Regions from separate parts of the Homo sapiens genome. Here region 2 is linked to region 1. Evidence: chromatin contacts called from ENCODE Hi-C or POLR2A ChIA-PET data. All regions are on one chromosome and are shown on one strand. Each heading gives the region's core, a stretch centred on a gene start or an enhancer-like site at or near the end of the contact. The rest is flanking DNA. Distances are from core to core; before and after follow the strand shown.

The links. A loop is a pair of places that touch in the nucleus more often than their neighbours do. ChIA-PET counts read pairs that join two places held with the same protein, here RNA polymerase II (POLR2A). Pooled maps may share reads with other maps.
Region 2: a pooled map shows a loop between it and region 1 (3-fold over the local background). The contact joins the promoter of CCS here to the enhancer-like site in region 1. A Hi-C loop is called at or near these places in 4 of 168 maps with a recorded cell type or tissue (gastrocnemius medialis, left lung, right lobe of liver and 1 more) and 3 of 50 pooled maps. POLR2A ChIA-PET finds 5 or more read pairs at or near these places in 5 of 52 experiments (A673, PC-9, T-cell and 2 more).

The regions. Positions count from the first base shown.
Region 1 is chr11:66,689,417-66,696,125 of GRCh38, reverse strand. It overlaps SPTBN2 (spectrin beta, non-erythrocytic 2), which reads left to right. Exons shown (of 38, transcript NM_006946.4): 22 at 1,763-1,987; 23 at 2,265-2,354; 24 at 2,680-2,940; 25 at 3,026-3,156; 26 at 3,386-3,590; 27 at 4,468-4,842; 28 at 5,843-6,087; 29 at 6,183-6,321. Among named protein-coding and RNA genes, the nearest start is that of RBM4B, 15 kb to the right of the region's middle. RefSeq lists an enhancer at 809-1,309. Within about 2 kb of position 1,270, at least 2 of the 41 ENCODE cell types and tissues checked have a DNase peak (open chromatin) inside an H3K27ac peak, as active enhancers do.
Region 2 is chr11:66,586,987-66,594,496 of GRCh38, reverse strand. It overlaps CCS (copper chaperone for superoxide dismutase), which reads right to left and starts at 1,312. Exons shown (of 8, transcript NM_005125.2): 1 at 1,197-1,312; 2 at 783-855. The coding sequence starts at 1,235. CCDC87 (coiled-coil domain containing 87) reads left to right here and starts at 1,434. Exons shown (of 1, transcript NM_018219.3): 1 at 1,434-4,321. The coding sequence starts at 1,482. The coding sequence ends at 4,031. RefSeq lists enhancers at 1,448-1,537, 1,568-1,677, 1,848-1,907, 1,470-2,058, 2,059-2,648.

The DNA.
Region 1 (6,709 bases), core at 21-2,520:
AGGGATATGTCGCAGTCAGGGTTAGAGTTAGGAGACAGACCCCCTAATAATTTGACGATGAGAACTTCAGTAAAAAGAAATATTAATTAGGCCAGGCACAGTGGCTCATGCCTGTAATCTCAGCACTTTGGGAGGCCAAGGCAGGCAGGTCGCTTGAGGTCAGGAGTTCAAGACCAGCCTGGCCAACATGGTGAAACCCCGTCTCTACTAAAAATACAAAAATTAGCCAGGCGTGGTGGCGCACGCCTGTTATCCCAGCTACTTGGGAGGCTGAGGGCTGAGGGAGGAGGATAGCTTGAACCCAGGAGACAGAGGTTGCAGTGAGCCGTGATCATGCCATCGCACTCCAGCCTGGGCAAGCCTCTGTCTCAAAAAAAAAAACAGAAGTATAAATTAGTAAAAGGTGGTAAAGAGAACTCTATAGCAGGGGTCAGAAAACTTTTTTCAGTAAAGCACCAGATAGTAAATTTTTGGGGCTTCATGGGTCGTAAGGTCTATGTCACAGCCCTTCAACTCTGCCCTTGTAAGGAAAAGCAGCTGCGGATTATATGTAAAATAAGGGGTATGGCCAGGTGTGGTGGCTCACACATGTAATCCCAACACTTTGGGAGGCCGAGGTGGCCGGATCACTTGAGTCCAGGAGTTTTGAGACTAGCCTGGGCAACATGGCAAAACCCCATCTCTACAAAAACTACAAAAATTAGCTGGGCGTGGTGGTGGTGTGTGCCTGTAGTCCCAGCTACTCAGGAGGCTGAGGTGAGAAGATTGTTTGAGCCTGGAGAGTCGAGGCTGCAGTGGGCTGTGATCGTGCCACTGCACTGCAGCCTGGGTGGCAGAGCGAGACTTGTCTCAAAAAATTTTTTAAAAAGGGGTGCAGCTGTGGTCCAATAAAAACTTTATAAGGCTAGGCAGTGGGCTGGACTTGCTGGTCCCTGCTCTGAAGAATGCAGAATGGGAAGTGTAGGGAGCAGCTGACACCTCTGGGGTTGAGGAGTCCCCCAGGAAGGAGCAAGATGGCTGAGTCTCAGACCTCCTTGGAGAGGGCGGAGGCCCACTGAATGGCCTGGAAATTTGCTGGGGTATCACAGGCCAGAGCATGTCTGAAGCCAGCAAGCCAAGGCTGGCCAGCAGGAAGTGGCCACTAGAGTGCAGCAAAACTTGCCAGAGAGTAAGAGCCACCGGATCTCTTGCGCACTGTGGACAGTTTTGCTGTAGGAGGAAGAAAAGCACCTTGGAACCGTGGAATGCCCCACATCTGCTAGGCATTGTGGTGTCCCTCCAGCGCCCTCTGCTGACAAGGCCTAGATTGTGCCTGCTGGCAAAGGAGGAATGTTTCCAGGGGCCAGTTCCAGTGTCTCAAAGCAGGGCCACGATGGATTGGGGATGGAGAGACAATGAATTGATAATGGGCACAGTTATCACACTACCCTGGATTTTTTAATTTCAATCTTTTAGATTCGCGGGTGTGGGTGCAGGTTTGTTATAAGTTATATTGTGTGATGCTGAAGTTTGGGGTGTAATTGAACCCATCACCCATGTAGTGAGCACAGTACCCAATAGGGATTTTTTCAACCCCTGCCCTTGGATTCTTGTGCATATAAAGTTCGAGATCCACTGATCCAGCCCATGAGGGGATGCTCTCCCTGGGTGAGCTGCAGTGATGAGCAGCCACAGTGGGCTGGATAGAGACTGGTTGGTGTCTCTGCTGGGCATGAAGGCGGAAATGCAGAGCTAACATGTCCTTCCTCCTGGCGGTTTGCAGATGCTGGAATGGGAGATGGCTGTGAGAGAGAAGGAGGTGGAGGCAATCCAGGCCCAGGCCAAAGCACTGGCCCAGGAGGACCAGGGTGCAGGGGAGGTGGAGAGAACCTCGAGGGCCGTGGAGGAGAAGTTCAGGGCCTTGTGCCAGCCCATGCGGGAACGCTGCCGGCGCCTGCAGGCTTCTCGCGAGCAGCACCAGTTCCACCGCGATGTGGAAGATGAGATTGTGAGTCACTGGGGCCAAGGACGGCAAGCTGCCCCCAGCCATGTGGTTCTCCAGCCTCCCTCCTGGATGCCAGGGAGATGCCAGCAGGGCTCTATTCCCTCTTCTCTTTGGCATTGACCATCTCCCCTATAGGGAGACTTGGAGATGCCTCCCAGAACCAGAGATGACTGTTCCCCACACACAGGGCGGTAGCCCCAGGTGTCCCCACTCCCACTAATCAGTCCCTGCTGCTTGCCTTGCCCTCTGGGCCTCCACTGACCCCCTCTTCCTCTTCCAGTTGTGGGTGACAGAGCGGCTGCCCATGGCCAGCTCCATGGAGCATGGCAAGGACCTGCCCAGCGTCCAGCTTCTCATGAAGAAAAACCAGGTGAGGCAGAGGCTGAAGGCAAAAGAGAAGTTCCCAGGAGCCTGCCCAGACTTGGACGTGTTTTTTCTTAAGACCAGGCCCCCCTCGATGCTGAGTGTAACCCTGGACTTCAGTGGCTGTCTTTCCTCACCTTGGGAGGGTGGGTCCTCTCAGTAGGAGATAGTGGGGGCTGGGCGGCTGACGGGTGTTACCATCGCACCCCCAGGCTAGGAGAGGGAGCAGAGGACCCAGGAAGGAGAGAGGCACAGGGGTGAAGGGTGGTCTCCGGGAGCACGTGGGGCTGGGGCAGGACTTTCAGCATTTTCTCTTCTGTGGCCATGGGCAGACCCTGCAGAAAGAGATTCAGGGCCATGAGCCCCGGATCGCGGACCTGAGGGAGCGGCAGCGTGCTCTAGGTGCAGCAGCAGCAGGTCCAGAGCTGGCTGAGCTGCAGGAAATGTGGAAACGCCTGGGCCACGAGCTGGAACTTCGAGGGAAGCGACTGGAGGATGCCCTGCGAGCCCAGCAGTTCTACCGCGATGCCGCCGAGGCGGAGGCCTGGATGGGCGAGCAGGAATTACACATGATGGGCCAGGAGAAGGCCAAGGTGAGGGCCAGGACAGAGCCCAGTGTATGTGACCAGTTCTGCCCTCCCCTGACCTGATGCTGGATGCCACTGTCCCTTCCCCCAGGATGAGCTGAGTGCCCAGGCAGAGGTGAAGAAGCACCAGGTGCTGGAGCAAGCCCTGGCCGACTACGCGCAGACCATCCACCAGCTGGCGGCCAGCAGCCAGGACATGATTGACCACGAGCACCCAGAGAGGTGGGTGCAGCGGCAGCCCGGCCCAGCCTGGGGGTGGAGCCGGCTGCAGGAACAGGAAGGTGCAGGGAATGTGGAGCCTTCAGTGCTGTGTGCACGGAGCCTTCTAGAAAGCTGGAACACAGGGTGGGCGAGCTGTTGGGAGACTCAGAGGGACAGGGCTCCACAGAACAGACCGGAGGTCAGAGCTACACCCCTAAGTCCCACAGTGCCTCCCTCACTCTTCTTGCAGCACTCGGATATCCATCCGCCAAGCCCAGGTGGACAAGCTGTATGCCGGCCTGAAGGAGCTGGCTGGAGAGCGGCGGGAGCGCCTGCAGGAGCACCTCCGGCTGTGCCAGCTCCGCCGCGAGCTGGATGACCTGGAACAGTGGATCCAGGAGCGCGAGGTGGTGGCGGCCTCCCACGAGCTGGGCCAGGACTACGAGCATGTGACTGTGAGTGTAGGGAGGGCACCCAGCTCAGATCAACCGTGGGAAGAGTGGAGGACCCACAGGGAGACTAGGACCTAGTCCCAGGCAGAGCACTGAGGGGCTAAGGGGCAAGACCAGGCTGAGCAGGCACTGTCCTCCTGGTTTTGAGGTATATGATTTGAAGAGGCCGGGCATAGGCTCACACCTGTAATCCTAGCACCTTGGGAGGCTGAGATGGGAGGATTGCTTGAGTCCAGGAGTTCAAGACCAGCCTGGGCAACATAGTGAGACCCCCCATCTCTACAAAAAAAATTTTTTTTTATTAGCCAGGCACAGCCGTGCATGCCTGTAGGCCCAACTACTTAGGAGGCTGAGGTGGGAGGATCTCTTGAGCCTGGGAGGTCGACACTGCAGTGATTGCGCTAGTGCACTCCAGAGCAAGACCCTATCATCTCTAAATACATACACACACACACAATTTGAAGAATTGTACAGAAAGGGGACATGAAGCTGAGCTGAGACAAGGGCAAACAGGAAATTATCACTCACACTTTTCAACAGAATTCAACAAAACGGAGTATGATCCACCCCCCCGACAGTTTGGGGGCTTGGACCCTCAGTCGTACAGAAATATGGACCATAGTTAGGGTATCCTTGTCTGAAGCCTAAGGGTCCCAAGCACCTTGAAACGCCTTTGCTGGGGGTGGAGGGAGTCTGTCAAATACAGGGTCAGTGGGAAGCAGCTGCACCTACTCCTTAACCACAGGGAAGAAACCTGTCCCGGCCCCCATGCAGCGGGGAGAGGTGGGTTCTGAGTTTGGAGTGGAGGACTCGCTCCATCAGGCAGGGACCACATCCCCTAACATCACGGCATGGTCTGTCCATCTGCTTCCTCTACCAGATGCTCCGAGACAAATTCCGAGAGTTCTCCCGGGACACAAGCACCATCGGTCAGGAGCGCGTAGATAGCGCCAATGCGCTGGCCAATGGGCTCATTGCTGGGGGCCATGCTGCACGGGCCACCGTGGCCGAGTGGAAGGACAGTCTCAACGAGGCCTGGGCTGACCTGCTTGAGCTGCTGGACACACGGGGTCAGGTGCTGGCCGCGGCGTACGAGCTGCAGCGCTTCCTGCACGGGGCACGCCAAGCCCTGGCGCGGGTGCAGCACAAGCAGCAGCAGCTTCCGGACGGGACTGGCCGCGACCTCAACGCTGCCGAGGCCCTGCAGCGCCGACACTGTGCCTACGAGCATGACATTCAGGCCCTCAGCCCCCAGGTCTGACCCAAGCATGAGGAGGTGGGGGAGGCTTAGAGGAGGCCATGGGGGAAATGCCGGGGAGAGTTCCCAGGAGCTAGGGTAGAGCTCAGAAATGCTGGGAGGACGGCACTCTTTCGAGGGCCATTTCGAGATGAGGAAATTGCTCCAAGAAAACATCTCTGTTTGGCCAGGCGCGGTGGCTCTCGCCTGTAATCCCAGCACTTTGGGAGGCCGAGGAGGGCGGATCATCTGAGATTGGGAGTTCGAGACCAGCCTGACCAACATGGAGAAACCCCTTCTCTACTAAAAATACAAAATTAGCCAGGCATGGTGGCGCATGCCTGTAATCCTAGCTACTCAGGAGGCTGAGGCAGGAGAATCACTTGAACCCAGGAGGCGGAGGTTGCAGTGAGCTGAGATCCCTCCACTGCACTCCAGCCTGGGCAACAAGAGCGAAACTCCGTCTCAAAAAGAAAGAAAACATCTCTGGCAGGGGACATCTAGCCACTGCATTCACACTTTTGATGACAAGCCCCCTTGAGAGCCCATGATGTCTTCAGGGGTTCCCAGTGGCCAGGAGACTCTTCATGCTGCGCTAAATCAGCCTGTTAGTGCTTCCCAGGCTTGAGCTCTAGGCTCACACTCAGTAAGCATGGATCCTTCCTTCAACCACTAGAACCCATCAGCCCCTGCCTGAATCCCCTTTTCAGGCTAAGTAGCACGTTCTAGCAATCTCCAAGGTCTATCACATCCTAGACAGGCCTCTGAAAGTTCAACTGGCCAATGGCTCTTTTCCAGATCCTCCCCCAGTTAAGCCCAGGTGTCTAGATGAGACCCAACAGGGCAGAGTGTGGCCAGCCCCTGCCTTCATCTTTCCCAGCACCCCCACTCCCTGGCTCCTCCCCCTGCTTCTTTGGCTGTGAGACAGGCAGGAGGTGAGAGTGGCAGCCAGGACTGAGGCAGGCTGCGGCTCCTTGGAGTCCCCCGCTCTGCCTGACTCTGACCCGGGGCTCCGCAGGTCCAGCAGGTGCAGGACGACGGCCACCGGCTCCAGAAGGCCTACGCTGGAGACAAGGCTGAGGAGATCGGCCGCCACATGCAGGCCGTGGCCGAGGCCTGGGCCCAGCTTCAGGGAAGCTCTGCCGCCCGCCGGCAGCTGCTGCTGGACACCACAGACAAGTTCCGCTTCTTCAAGGCTGTCCGGGAACTGATGCTCTGGATGGATGAGGTCAACCTGCAGATGGATGCCCAGGAGCGTCCCCGGTGAGAATCCCAGGGCTCAGGGCCTCCACGGGTTGTGTGGCTGGGCTGTGATGGGGCTGTGGGCAGCAGGTGATGCTGTTTCTGCCTCCCCCCAGGGATGTGTCCTCCGCGGATCTAGTCATCAAGAACCAGCAAGGCATCAAGGCAGAGATAGAGGCCCGGGCAGACCGCTTCTCCTCCTGCATCGACATGGGGAAGGAGCTGCTGGCCAGGAGCCACTATGCGGCCGAGGAGGTGGGTGAGGCCTGGGTGGCCGGGCCATTCTCACTGTGCAGTGCTGAACGCTGACTTCTTGGTGGCTTTCTGCTTCCTCTCATTCTCTCTTTGCAAGAAACCTTTCATTCTCTCCCCTCAGTGCCATTCACGGGTTTCTCGCATTCTGGAAATCTCTCCCCAGAACCGTCTGCCTCTTGACATCAGAAATCACTGGTCCTGGGCCAGGCATGGTGGCTCACGCCTGTAATCCCAGCACTTTGGGAGGCCCAGGCGGGCAGATCACCTGAGGTCACGAGTTCGAGACCAGCCTGGCCTCCATGGGTTGTGTGGCTGGGCTGTGATGAAACATGGTGAAACCCCGTTTCCACTAAAAACACAAAAATTAGCCGGGCGTGGTGGCGGGCAC
Region 2 (7,510 bases), core at 63-2,562, 100 kb after region 1:
GCCTGGATAAACACTTAACAGAATCAAAGGAAGCCAGTTCCCAGAGCCATGCTGGTGGCTCTACCTTTCCAGATCTTTCTCATTGTGCCAGGTCACCTCCAGACCAGCTGGCCTTTTATTTATTATTATTATTTTTTTGAGACGGAGTCTCACTCTGTTGCCCAGGCTAGAGTGCAGTGGCGCGATCTCGGCTAACTGCAAGCTCCGCCTCCCGGGTTCACGCCATTCTCCTGCCTCTGCCTCCCAAGTAGCTGGGACTACAGGCGCCCACCACCACGCCCGGCTAATTTTTTGTATTTTTTAGTAGAGACAGGATTTAACTGTGTTAGCCAGGATGGTCTCGATCTCCTGACCTGGTGATCCACCCACCTCGGCCTCCCAAAGTGCTGGGATTACAGGCATGAGCCACCACACCCAGTGGTATAGAAAGCTACCCAGGATGGTATAGGGCCTGAGCTGCTGTTTGCTTTGTCAAGATTATGTTGTTTCCCAAGCAAAAACTGCCTGTTTTCCCAGGAACTCCCTCAGCCTAGCTCCTCAGTCTCTGGGGCACCTGAGGTTCAGGACAACAAGACAGGCAGTTAGAATCTGTCAGGGCAAGCTGGACAGCTGTACTCTAGGCTCTGCCTCCAGGTCTGTGTGTAACTCTGAGAACATGCCTTTCACTCTCTGGGGTTCACTTTCTGCATCTGTAAAATGGGAGTAGGGTTCGCCTAATAGATTCGCCTGGTCCCTCCCAGAGGCTTCTGGACTGTCTGCAGAAAAGTTTACCCTGTTCTTACCTGCCACCCCTTGCAGGGATTTGCGCACCGCGTCCACACAGCTCTGACAGGTCATCTGCACCGCGAACTCCAACTGCAAGGGCGGCAGGGACCAACCGATGATCGCTGGGGAAGTGCCTTGGTATGACTTTGTTTCACCACCTACCCTATGACCACCGCAAGGGTCTGGGAACAAGCCCCACTTAACCCCTCTTCAAGCACCTTCTTCATGATCTCTCATGACCATTCCAGGACCATGGGAGTCACCCCCCAACACTCACGCAGGGCCCCTGCTACCCTCGCACCCTAGTTTCATCCCATGGCCCCAGGCCCCAACCCAAGTGCCCACTCCTTCTCCTCTTCCCAAGGTAACGATCATCCCAGGGGCCGAGGCTCTCTGCCCGGCGAGGCTCCACACGAAGCCTCGACCCTCACCGTGCAGAGGGTCCCCTGGTTCCCCGAATCCGAAGCCATTCTGGACCCAGTCACCACCCCGAGACGCAGAACTCCTCCGGCGCAGGAGCACCAACCAGCGCGGCGTCGCGGGGACTGAGCCTCTAAAGCCACCCTTAACTCCTCCTCCTAGTGCGTGCGCACGCAAGGCCCTGCTTCGTCAGCCACCGGGTGGCGGCCGCGCAGGCGCACTCGGGCCGTCGGGCTCCTGGTTGCCTTAGTAACCCCTCGGCTTTCTGTTCCTGGACGGTGGCGGCCGCCGGCTCTATGATGGAGCCCCCGAAGCCCGAGCCTGAGCTCCAGCGGTTTTACCACCGGCTGCTGCGTCCGCTGTCGCTCTTCCCCACTAGGACGACGTCCCCAGAGCCTCAGAAGCGCCCCCCGCAGGAGGGCCGGATTCTGCAGTCCTTCCCTCTGGCGAAGCTGACGGTGGCGTCGCTGTGCAGCCAGGTGGCCAAGCTGCTGGCCGGCAGCGGGATAGCAGCGGGAGTGCCTCCTGAGGCCCGACTACGTCTCATCAAGGTCATCCTGGACGAGCTGAAGTGCAGCTGGCGGGAGCCGCCCGCCGAACTTAGTCTGAGCCACAAAAACAACCAGAAGCTGCGGAAGCGGCTCGAGGCCTACGTGCTGCTGAGCAGCGAGCAGCTCTTCTTGCGCTACCTGCACCTGCTGGTGACCATGTCGACTCCCAGGGGGGTCTTCACTGAATCAGCCACCCTCACCCGGTTGGCCGCCAGCCTCGCCAGGGACTGCACACTCTTCCTTACTAGTCCCAACGTCTACCGTGGCCTGCTTGCCGACTTCCAGGCCCTGCTGAGGGCAGAGCAGGCCTCTGGGGATGTGGACAAGCTGCACCCTGTCTGCCCCGCTGGGACGTTCAAGCTGTGCCCTATCCCCTGGCCTCACAGCACTGGCTTCGCCCAAGTGCAGTGCTCTAACCTCAACCTGAACTACCTCATCCAACTCAGCCGTCCACCAGAGTTTCTCAATGAGCCAGGAAGGATGGATCCAGTGAAGGAATTGAAGTCCATCCCTCGGTTGAAGAGGAAAAAGCCTTTCCACTGGCTGCCCTCCATAGGAAAGAAGAGAGAAATCGACATCAGTTCCTCACAGATGGTGTCGCTGCCCAGCTATCCTGTGGCCCCCACCAGCAGGGCTTCCCCCTCGCCTTTCTGCCCTGAGCTCCGGAGAGGCCAATCCATGCCCTCCCTGCGTGAGGGCTGGAGGCTGGCAGATGAGTTGGGCCTTCCTCCACTCCCATCTCGCCCCTTAACCCCGCTGGTCTTGGCTACAGAGAGCAAACCAGAGCTGACTGGGCTCATCGTGGCTGAGGATCTGAAGCAGTTGATAAAGAAGATGAAGTTGGAGGGGACTCGCTACCCACCACTGGACTCAGGCCTGCCTCCTCTCCTGGGGGTTGTGACCCGTCACCCAGCTGCAGGGCATCGCCTGGAGGAGCTGGAGAAGATGTTGAGGAACCTCCAGGAGGAAGAAGCCTCTGGGCAGTGGGACCCCCAGCCCCCCAAATCCTTTCCACTTCACCCACAGCCAGTGACCATTACTTTGAAGCTTAGAAATGAGGTCGTGGTCCAGGCGGCTGCCGTACGGGTCTCTGATAGAAACTTCTTAGACTCTTTCCACATTGAGGGGGCCGGAGCCCTGTATAACCATCTGGCTGGTGAACTGGATCCCAAAGCCATTGAAAAAATGGATATTGATAACTTTGTTGGCAGTACTACCAGGGAGGTCTACAAGGAGTTGATGAGCCATGTCTCTTCTGACCACTTACATTTTGATCAAGGGCCCCTAGTTGAGCCTGCAGCAGATAAAGACTGGTCGACCTTCCTGTCCTCAGCCTTTCTACGTCAAGAAAAACAGCCTCAAATCATCAACCCTGAGCTGGTTGGACTTTACTCCCAGAGAGCAAACACTTTACAGTCCAATACTAAGAAGATGCCCTCCCTCCCATCACTCCAAGCTACCAAAAGCTGGGAGAAGTGGTCAAACAAGGCCTCCTTGATGAACTCATGGAAAACCACCTTGTCTGTGGATGACTACTTCAAGTACCTCACCAACCATGAAACAGATTTCCTTCATGTCATCTTTCAAATGCATGAAGAAGAGGTTCCTGTGGAGATTGTGGCCCCTGCCAGAGAGTCCCTAGAGATTCAGCACCCTCCCCCATTGCTAGAAGATGAAGAACCAGACTTTGTGCCAGGAGAGTGGGATTGGAACACTGTGCTAGAGCACAGGCTAGGAGCTGGGAAGACACCCCACCTGGGAGAACCCCACAAAATTCTGAGCCTGCAGAAGCATCTGGAACAACTGTGGTCTGTGCTTGAGGTCCCTGACAAGGACCAGGTGGACATGACCATTAAATATAGCTCCAAAGCCCGCCTGAGGCAGCTGCCTTCATTGGTGAATGCCTGGGAGCGGGCCCTGAAGCCCATTCAGCTGCGGGAGGCATTGCTGGCGAGACTAGAGTGGTTTGAGGGACAAGCTTCCAATCCCAACCGCTTCTTCAAAAAGACCAACTTGAGCTCCAGTCACTTCCTGGAGGAGAATCAGGTCCGAAGCCATCTCCACAGGAAGCTCAACTTAATGGAGTCTTCTTTGGTTTCCCTCCTGGAGGAGATAGAGTTAATCTTTGGCGAGCCAGTGATCTTCAAGGGGCGGCCCTACCTGGACAAGATGAAGAGTGACAAAGTGGAGATGCTCTATTGGCTGCAACAGCAGCGGCGGGTTCGCCACCTGGTCTCGGCCCTGAAGGATCCCCACCAGTCAACCCTGTTCAGGAGCTCAGCAGCCAGCCTTTAGTAGCTCCTGGGAATACCCCTATTACTCCTTGACCAGGCCCAGTGCCCTCAAATGCCTCCCTCACCCCTAAATGGCCAGCAGCTCATCTAGACCTCTTTACTGCTTTGGAAGAAGAAATATTTGTCTATATCTGGGAGTGGAGGGTTCAGGAACATTATGCTTCCAACTATGAAGGGATTGAGACTAAAACTATTGTTTTCTTAGTGAAATTCTCATGAAAGAATCCCCAAGCCTAGTAGTCCCATTATGTCAAGCCTTGCACAATACAAGCCAAATCTCCTATATCAAAAGAACTGAGACCTTGGAGTTAATTGTAGTGGGAAGGGTCAGAGGCAAAGGTGATCTTTGGAACAACTCACTTTAGCATTCCTATCACACTACATTAAATTGTCACCTCTTTTAGTTCTCAAACACTATTAGGAAGAAGAAAATTAATTAAATTTTTACCAGTTACGTGCACATGGTACAAAGTATACCAGGATGTGTACTGAAAAGTAAGCCTTCCCATACCCACCTCCAATGTCTGTTTCGTGCTGTGGGGATAAGTGTTACAATTTTTAAATTTAATTTAATTTTTATTTATGTATTTATTTATTTTTTGAGACAGAGTCTCACTCTGTTGCCCAGGCTAGAATGCAGTGGTACAATCTCAGCTCACTGCAACCTCTGCCTCCCTGGTTCAAGCGATTCTCCTGCCTCGGCCTCCTGAGTAGCTGGGATTACAGGCGCCTGCCACCACGCATGGCTCATTTTTGTATTTTTAGTAGAGATAGGGTTTCACCACGTTGGCCAGGCTGGTCTCAAACTCCTGAGCTCAGGCGATCCACCTGCCTCAACCTCCAAAAGTGCTGGGATTACAGGTATGAGCTACAGCACCTGGATTTTTTTTTTTTTTTCAATTTTAGAGATGGGGTCTTGCTCTGTTGCCCAAGCTGGAGTGCAGTGGCCTGATCATAGCTCACTGCAGCTTGAACTCTTGGGCTCAAGCAATCCTCCTGCCTCAGCCTCCTAAGTAGCTGGGACTACAGCTGCTCACCACTGCACCTGGCTAATTTTTTGAGTTTCTTAAAAAAAAAACAAATATATATATATACACACACACATACACACACATATATATGTGTGTGTGTATATATATATGTGTGTATATATATATATTTTTTCTTTTGAGAGGGAGTCTCGCTCTGTCGCCCAGGCTGGAGTACAGTGGCGCAATCTCGGCTCACTGCAAGTTCCGCCTCCTGGGTTCATGCCATTCTCCTGCCTCAGCCTCCTGAATAGCTGGGACTACAGGTGCCCACCATCACGGTCAGCTAATTTTTTTTTATTTTTAGTAGAGACGGGGTTTCACTTTGTTTTTTAATTTATTTTTTTATTGATAATTCTTGGGTGTTTCTCACAGAGGGGGATTTGGCAGGGTCATGGGACAACAGTGGAGGGAAGGTCAGCAGATAAACAAGTGAACAAAGGTCTCTGGTTTTCCTAGGCAGAGGACCCTGCGGCCTTCCGCAGTGTTTGTGTCCCTGATTACTTGAGATTAGGGATTGGTGATGACTCTTAACGAGCATGCTGCCTTCAAGCATCTGTTTAACAAAGCACATCTTGCACCGCCCTTAATCCATTTAACCCTGAGTGGACACAGCACATGTTTCAGAGAGCACAGGGTTGGGGGTAAGGTCACAGATCAACAGGATCCCAAGGCAGAAGAATTTTTCTTAGTGCAGAACAAAATGAAAAGTCTCCCATGTCTACTTCTTTCTACACAGACACGGCAACCATCCGATTTCTCAATCTTTTCCCCACCTTTCCCGCCTTTCTATTCCACAAAGCTGCCATTGTCATCCTGGCCCGTTCTCAATGAGCTGTTGGGTACACCTCCCAGACGGGGTGGTGGCCGGGCAGAGGGGCTCCTCACTTCCCAGTAGGGGCGGCCGGGCAGAGGCGCCCCTCACCTCCCGGATGGCGCGGCTGGCTGGGCGGGGGGCTGACCCCCCACCTCCCTCCCGGACGGGGCGGCTGGCCGGGCAGAGGGGCTCCTCACTTCCCAGTAGGGGCGGCCGGGCAGAGGCGCCCCTCACCTCCCGGACGGGGCGGCTGGCCGGGCGGGGGGCTGACCCCCCCACCTCCCTCCCGGACGGGGTGGCTGGCCGGGCGGGGGGCTGACCACCCCACCTCCCTCCCGGACTGGGCGGCTGGCAGGGCGGGGGGCTGACCCCCCCACCTCCCTCCCGGACTGGGCGGCTGGCCGGGCGGGGGGCTGACCCCCCCACCTCCCTCCCAGACGGGGCGACTGGCCGGGCAGAGGGGCTCCTCACTTCCCAGTAGGGGCGGCCGGGCAGAGGCACCCCCTCACCTCCCGGATGGGGCGGCTGGCCGGGCGGGGGGCTGACCCCCCCACCTCCCTCCCAGATGGGGTGGCTGGCCGGGCTGAGGGGCTCCTCACTTCCCAGTAGGGGCGGCCGGGCAGAGGTGCCCCTCACCTCCCGGACGGGGCGGCTGGCCGGGCGGGGGGCTGACCCCCCCACCTCCCTCCCGGACGGGGCGGCTGGCCGGGCGGGGGGCTGACCCCCCACCTCCCTCCCGGACGGGGTGGCTGCCGGGCGGAGGGGCTCCTCACTTCCCAGATGGGGTGGCTGCCGGGCGGAGAGGCTCCTCACTTCTCAGACGGGGCAGCTGCCGGGCGGAGGGGCTCCTCACTTCTCAGACGGGGTGGTTGCCAGGCAGAGGGTCTCCTCACTTCTCAGACGGGGTGGCCGGGCAGAGACGCTCCTCACCTCCCAGACGGGGTCGCGGCCGGGCAGAGGTGCTCCTCACATCCCAGATGGGGCCGCGGGGCAGAGGCACTCCCCACATCTCAGACGATGGGCGGCCGGGCAGAGACGCTCCTCACTTCCTAGATGTGATGGCGGCTGGGAAGAGGCGCTCCTCACTTCCTAGATGGGATGGCGGCTGGGAAGAGGCGCTCCTCACTTTCCAGACTGGGCAGCCAGGCAGAGGGGCTCCTCACATCCCAGACGATGGGCGGCCAGGCAGAGACACTCCTCACTTCCCAGACGGGGTGGCGGCCGGGCAGAGGCTGCAATCTCGGCACTTTAGGAGGCCAAGGCAGGCGGCTGGGAGGTGTAGGTTGTAGCGAGCCGAGATCACGCCACTGCACTCCAGCCTGGGCACCATTGAGCACTGAGTGAACGAGACTCCGTCTGCAATCCTGGCACCTCGGGAGGCCGAGGCTGGCGGATCACTCGCGGTTAGGGGCTGGAGACCGGCCCGGCCAACACAGCGAAACCCCGTCTCCACCAAAACCAGTCAGGCGTGGCGGCGCGTGCCTGCAATCGCAGGCACTCGGCAGGCTGAGGCAGGAGAATCAGGCAGGGAGGTTGCAGTGAGCCGAGATGGCAGCAGTACAGTCCAGTCCGGCTCCGCATGAGAGGGAGACCATGGAAAGAGAGGGAGACCGTGGGGAGAGGGAGAGGGAGAGG